Regions from separate parts of the Mus musculus genome. Here region 2 is linked to region 1. A link is a contact called in ENCODE POLR2A ChIA-PET data. All regions are on one chromosome and are shown on one strand. Each heading gives the region's core, a stretch centred on a gene start or an enhancer-like site at or near the end of the contact. The rest is flanking DNA. Distances are from core to core; before and after follow the strand shown. Region 1 has its middle 42 kb from the start of Wee1. Region 2 has its middle 8.0 kb from the start of Gm32861.

Region 1 (3,119 bases), core at 310-2,809:
AATAAAGAAAGTGTCCACAGACCTGCAATCTCTCAACTGAAGTTTTCTCTTCTCAGGTGACTCTGGTCAGCTGGAGGGCAGCAGGTTTTTGTTTGTTTGCTTTGCTTTTCCACTTTGTTTTGTTTATTTGTTGTGCTGCAGACCTACACCAGACTCTTAAGCATTATAACCCATCCCCCCAGGCAATTTCCTGTGTAGCTAGGGATGGCTGACTGGGAACACACTGTAGTTGTAGCTGTGCCTGATCTTAAACCCCTGATCTTCCTGCTGCCACTTTTCAATTAAGCTAAGTAGTTAAGAACACTCAGTTAACAACTGTTTGCAACTCCAGTTCCAGGGAATCCAGTGCCCTATTCTGGCCTATATAGCTCAAGAGTCTGTTTTTAAAATTATCATATCGTTAGGGGCTAGAGAGCTGATTCAGTTGCTAAGAGCACTGGCGGCTCAGTTTTCCCTATGACCCAGGTTCAATTCCCAGGGCTCACTTGGTAACGCACAACCATCTGTAACTCTGGTCTCAGAGGACTCTAACGCCCTCTCCTGCCTTTGGTGGGCACTGCATGCACATGGTGTACACATATACACATAAATAAAAATACAGGAGGGGAGAAAAAGTGGCAGTTTTGAACTCCTAATTACCTGCCCTACCTCTCAGATGGGCGGTGCTACCCACCCATCTTATTAGATTTGTTAGCGTTTTTTTTTTTCTTTTTTGTTTTTGTTTGTTGTTTGTTTTCTTTTGAGACAGAGTCTTGTTGTGCAGTTCAGGCTAGCCTCAAACTCACATTCTCTGATTTTGAGGTGCTAGATTACAGGCTATCACCAATATATCTGTTTTATGTAGGAGGCTGGCGGGGGGGGGGTTGTTTGGTTGTGAGTTTTTTTTTGTTTGTTTGTTTTGTTTTACACAGGGTTTCTCTGTGTAGTCCTGGCTGTCCTGGAACTTACTCTGTAGAACAGGGTGGCCTCGAACTCAGAAAGGTGACTGACTCCCAAGTGCTGACTGTAAGGGCACGTGCTACTACCACCCAGTTCTGGTTTGTTTTTCTGTATAAAGTTTTATTCATTTGAGATACTCTCAGCTTGAATTTTGTTGGAGACAGTTTTTCTCAGGCTATTATTATTACTTTTTAAAACTCTGTTTAGTGTTCATGGTTTTGAATTCCCTTGTAATATTTTGTTATTTAAAGCTGGAGAATTCCAATATTTATCCACAGATAAAACGTTTACTCTAATTGATATTGCGTGTCTTTGTCTTTAAAACATTTACCATTTTAATCCCTGAAAGTTCATTTGATGTCTGACTTGGAACTTAACATTTTTTACACCTCGAAGTTTTCATTCACTTCCTAGAGCAGCGCTCCTGCCGAAGCTGCTTACCTTACTGAGGTATTTGGAAATGTTACTTCATATCGACCTGATCAAGTTTCTCCACGTTTGCTCTGTCTCATGCCCTTACTGCCGTATTTGGAAATGTTACTTCATATCGGCCTGATCAAGTTTCTCTACGTTTGCTGTCTCATGCTTTTCAGTTGAACTCAGCTTCTATTTTTAACTTCAATTGAGCGGGGTTAAAAGGAACGTCTCGCCCCCTGCTGGCGCCCGTGGTCCCGGGAAGACCGGACAAAAGCCACCACGTGGCTCACATCCTGGGCTCAGTTTTCTTAGGAACCCAGAGCCCCATGCTTGCTAGGCAAGGGCCCCAACCCTGATCAACGCTTTAGCAGGCGTCCTTTTGCTCAAGTCTAGAGCGTCACTGGTGCCAACTCTCCAACACAGGGAGGAATTGGCTTTGCTTAATTTTGCTGCAGAGTGGGCTGGCCCTGCTAAATCCAGGGTACCGGGCACTTAACACTGTGAGGTCGCTGTGCGGAGCTAGACTCTGGGCGCTCCCGTTTTTTCCTCACCACCCAGGTGTCCATTTTCTCTTTGCCGCGACGTGCCTGCATCCTTTTCTGCCTTGGAATTATAATCGAAACACTCGGTTCAGTCGTGAGAAACATGTTTCATATATGCAACGGGTGCTCCGATGTTTCTACGACTAGCCTTAGGAGCCTAGAGTACGGTTTGGTGGTCAAAGTCATGATGAGAAGCAGAGGGTCTGAGGGGTCGGAGGGAAGGCACGATGAACAATATTAGAGAGCATTACTGGAGTTACCGAGGCTAGGCAGTCCGCTGGGTTATGCACTACACCCAAGAAGTCTGCGCCGCCCCGTGGTGCCAGTGCGCAGCCGCAGTCCCGTAGCGGGACCGAGCGTTCCCAGCAGAGGGCACTCACAGACAGGACATTCCGCAAGCTCTTCCTGGGTGACCCAGGGACTGCACCTGTGGCCTGGGTTTCCCTTGATCATGCCCTGACAACCCGCGTCTGGGAAATTCAGTCAGAATCAATCCAAGACCACAATTTAGAGACAGGTAAGCTTGACGGTGGTTGCAGCGTTTGGTGAAACAAAACGTCAAGACCAGCCTCTGCTACATAGAGAATCTGAGGCTATCCTGAGTTACAGTGAATCCTGTTTCAGAACAAATCCCTCAAAGTCCCATTGTCTCTCTGGCCTTGAAGCTCTTGAGCCCCGGATCTAGGATACTGCTTGTTGGACTAAAGGACTCACTAATCACCTTTCCCAACCCTGCCCAGGTATACCACCTCTAGTAAACAGACTTAACTAGTCTTTGAAGGCAGTAGTTCTTTTCAATGAATTCCTATTTATTTATTTTCTTATTTATCACCGTCTGTAAACAGGCTTTGAAGGCAGCATGTGTTATAAGATGTGTTTATTCAAGCCTACCAGGGGTCCTTAACCTGGGGGTTGACTCAAGTAGAACATTTTAGGATCCAGGGTTATTCATGAAACTGGGTGAGCTGTTTCAACTTTTAGGCAGACGTGCAGTGTTTTTGGAAGGAAGTCCAGTAGTTTTTCTGATTACCAAAGAGTTCTTAAGTTTAGTTTGTGGGTCCAGGGCTCGGAACAAATGGCTCAGTGATTAAAGCACTTACTGTTCTTCCGGAGGACCCAGGTTCAATTCCCAGCACTCGCTTCACAACTGCCTGTAAGTCCAACTCCATAGGATTCAATGCTCTCTTCTAGCCTTAGTGTAGACACACATACGTTAAAAAT
Region 2 (2,925 bases), core at 139-2,638, 130 kb after region 1:
GAGGCAGATTCAGACAAATGGTGCTCCTAAAACTGGCCACAGTGACAGGAAAGGTGAGGGTTTCCATTTCTAAAGGGCACTTCCTTTGTGGGCAGGGTTTACTCTCCCACATTTCAAGTTAGGGTGTCTACCAGTTGAGATATTGAAGGTAGTTGGATGTGTGTGTGTGTATATGTGTGTGTGTGTGTATGTGTGTGTGTGTGTGTGTGTGTGTGTGTGTGTGTAGTGTGGGGTGGGGTGGGGTGGAGTTTGGAAAAGGTCTGAACTGGACATAAAGTTTGCAACTCTGTCATTTAGATAGCATCTGAAGTCATGTGACCAAAGCCCATCTGTGAACAGGAGAGAGAGGTCTGAGTCAAGGTGTGAGGTGACTCCTGAGAAGAACGAACTGAAGGCCACCTAGGGGGAGCAGGCCCTGAGATTAGAGAGAAGCAGAGAGAACTCCAGTGGGGACAGGGGTGGCTTGACAGAGGACATTGGTGTCTTGGTTCACAGGCCCTTGACAAGGAAGGACCGGTAGCCTCTGGCCTCAGGGAGGCCACCTAGCAGACTCCCAGGCAATGGCTAATGGCTACAGCATGCCCACAGCATGCCCACAGGGTAGAGATGGCACTTACTTAGGGCATCAGGGACCAGCGCATTAACTCTTGACCTCAGACAGGGTTGAAAGCCCCCAGAGGCAGTGAGGTCACAAGGCCCGAGTTGTGGGGACATGGAAGACAGTCACGGTTGAGTCAATGCCAACTTGGTGCCAGAAACCCCCTTTGTAGAGTTAGAGACAGTCCAGAGTGCCTGCTGCACCTTGGAGATACCCTCGGGGGGGAGGGGGCAGGAAGCTGCTCCCACTTTCTTTTAACCCCAGGATCCGTATCAGTGTCTCAGTTCAGGTCAGATGGGGATGGGAGTGGCCTAGAGCTATCCCTTCCTCTTTGAGTAATTAAGGGTTGTATATTTCTCAAGCTCAGTCACTGCTGAGCGAGTGGCCTTGGCATGTCCTTCTGCCGGCTCAGATAGTGTCAACCTCTTCAACAGCAACCTTTGCTACCTGTGGCCATACTAGTAGTCTGCAAACCAAGGCCTCTTTCTCCATCCTCCTCCCATTCTCCTGGAGGTCACCCCAGCTAGCTCTCACACATCTAGCCTGTTTCTTCACCGCTCACATCTCTCCCTACACTCTGTAGCCTGGCTTCTACCCCCTCCACTCCACCAGTGGCACCCAAGTCACTGGTAATTCCAGGACACCAGATCCCTCATCACAGCTTGCTTGTTTATTTAATTATTCAGATGCTGGACATGAAACCCGTGGCCTTAAACCTCCTAGGCAAGTGCTCTACCATTGACCCTACGCTCAGCCTTTTCCTCTTGAGACTGTTTTCTCTCGCAGCTCAGGCTGCCGAGCTGGTTAGTCTTCCCGCTGGGGCCTCCTCCTCCCTCTTCCTGTGTAGACCAGGCTGATCTCAAACTCAGAGACCCACCTGCCTCTGCCTCCTGAGGGCTGGGATTTAAGGCATGCCACCACAGCCTGGCTCGAAGCCTATCTTTTCTTTGATGCTCTCCTCCTTTTGTTGACCCCCCCTCCCTAGGGACCACCCTCTGTCTCCTCTGCAGGCTCACTTCCCACCACACAGCCAAACCCCTTAGTGTACTGAAGGGTGGGCATGCTCTCGTCCGATGCTGCCGTGCCAGGGCTCAGTTTCACTCCTACACTCCTGTGAGGGTCTCTGAAAGCCCACCTTCTGCTTTTGGTGCCTTGGGTTGCAGAGATTTTTCTGTCCCCCTCTCCCAGCCTGAGCTCTGGTCACTCCTCAGTGTCCAGCAGCTCAGTGAGAGGGGCTATCACGCAACCAGGTGTGTGGCTTGGGAGACTAGAAGGTCACTTTTGAAACAGCTGTCATTCATGCTTCCTGGCCAGACCTATAGTGACTAGTGTGCATCTTTCTCCGTCATGACTTTGCAGAGTTGTCACACACCTGTTGCTGTCCCACCTGAGTGTCCCTTGACACATCAGTCTGCGAAGCTGAGCCTGAACTCTTGTACCTCAGCCCACAGTTAGTCTCACAAGTGGTCTTGGGGATGCTCCCCGGTCCTCCATATTGTAGTCACTGTCTCTAGGCTGTGCCTTGTGGGAGATCAGGGGTTGATGGCCTAGAGGAGTAGGATCTGCCCAGGACAGAGCTCCAGACTTCTATCCAGCCCAGTCTCAGGTCCAGCCCTCTCTACAGGGCAGGAGGGGCCAACCTGAATGTGGGGTACGGGTTTGCTAGATGTGCAGAGATCCACAGGCCTCCCGGGGACCTGGAAGAGGTTCTGAAATTCGCAGGATCAAGTTTCAGAAAACACAGGTCAGGGTCAGCAGAGCAGCTGGCAGCGGGGAAGGCCAGGCCCAGCTAATTTCCTGTCAGCAGGGCCCAGAGGCCCCAGCCTCTCTCCAGGCCGGCCGCAGGGGAGGAGATGCCGGGAATGGCTCACATTCCTCTGGCTGGGGCTGTACAGACCGGCGAACCTCAGGGGACCTCGGGGAATGAGGAGATGGATCTGCTGTGGCCAGAGTGGGGGGCAGTCCAGGCATCTGTTGTTGAAGCCTTGGCTGACTGAGGCCGAAGCTTGCAGAGTGGAAGCCGGAAGCGAAGAGTGAAGCTACAGGGACCTGGAGAGAAAAAAGCCTGGCCCACATAGGGTCGCAAGGCACCACCTCCCGAGCCCAGAGCAAATCCGTTTGTTTCTTGCCCAGAAGGCTAGATTTCCTAGAAGGCTCAGCTATGGTTGGGCTGTGTGGCAGTGGGGGCCAAGCTGGCCTAGGCTCCTCTTGGAAGGGAGTCAAGGTCCCCCACATGCCGAATGGCTGAATGTTCCTCTCCAGTGTTCTGGTGGTGTGTGGCTAAATCAGCTGGGGTGCTGTTCTCTACTAGGAGGCTCAAGTTCCCA

The links. ChIA-PET counts read pairs that join two places held with the same protein, here RNA polymerase II (POLR2A).
Region 2: POLR2A ChIA-PET joins it to region 1 with 19 read pairs in Patski. The contact joins two enhancer-like sites. POLR2A ChIA-PET finds 5 or more read pairs at or near these places in 4 of 5 experiments (Patski and embryonic stem cell).

The regions. Positions count from the first base shown.
Region 1 is chr7:110,162,717-110,165,835 of GRCm38, forward strand. No RefSeq gene overlaps it. Among named protein-coding and RNA genes, the nearest start is that of Wee1, 42 kb to the left of the region's middle. RefSeq lists an enhancer at 93-3,119. Within about 2 kb of position 1,560, at least 1 of the 3 ENCODE cell types and tissues checked has a DNase peak (open chromatin) inside an H3K27ac peak, as active enhancers do.
Region 2 is chr7:110,294,901-110,297,825 of GRCm38, forward strand. No RefSeq gene overlaps it. Among named protein-coding and RNA genes, the nearest start is that of Gm32861, 8.0 kb to the left of the region's middle. Within about 2 kb of position 1,389, at least 1 of the 3 ENCODE cell types and tissues checked has a DNase peak (open chromatin) inside an H3K27ac peak, as active enhancers do.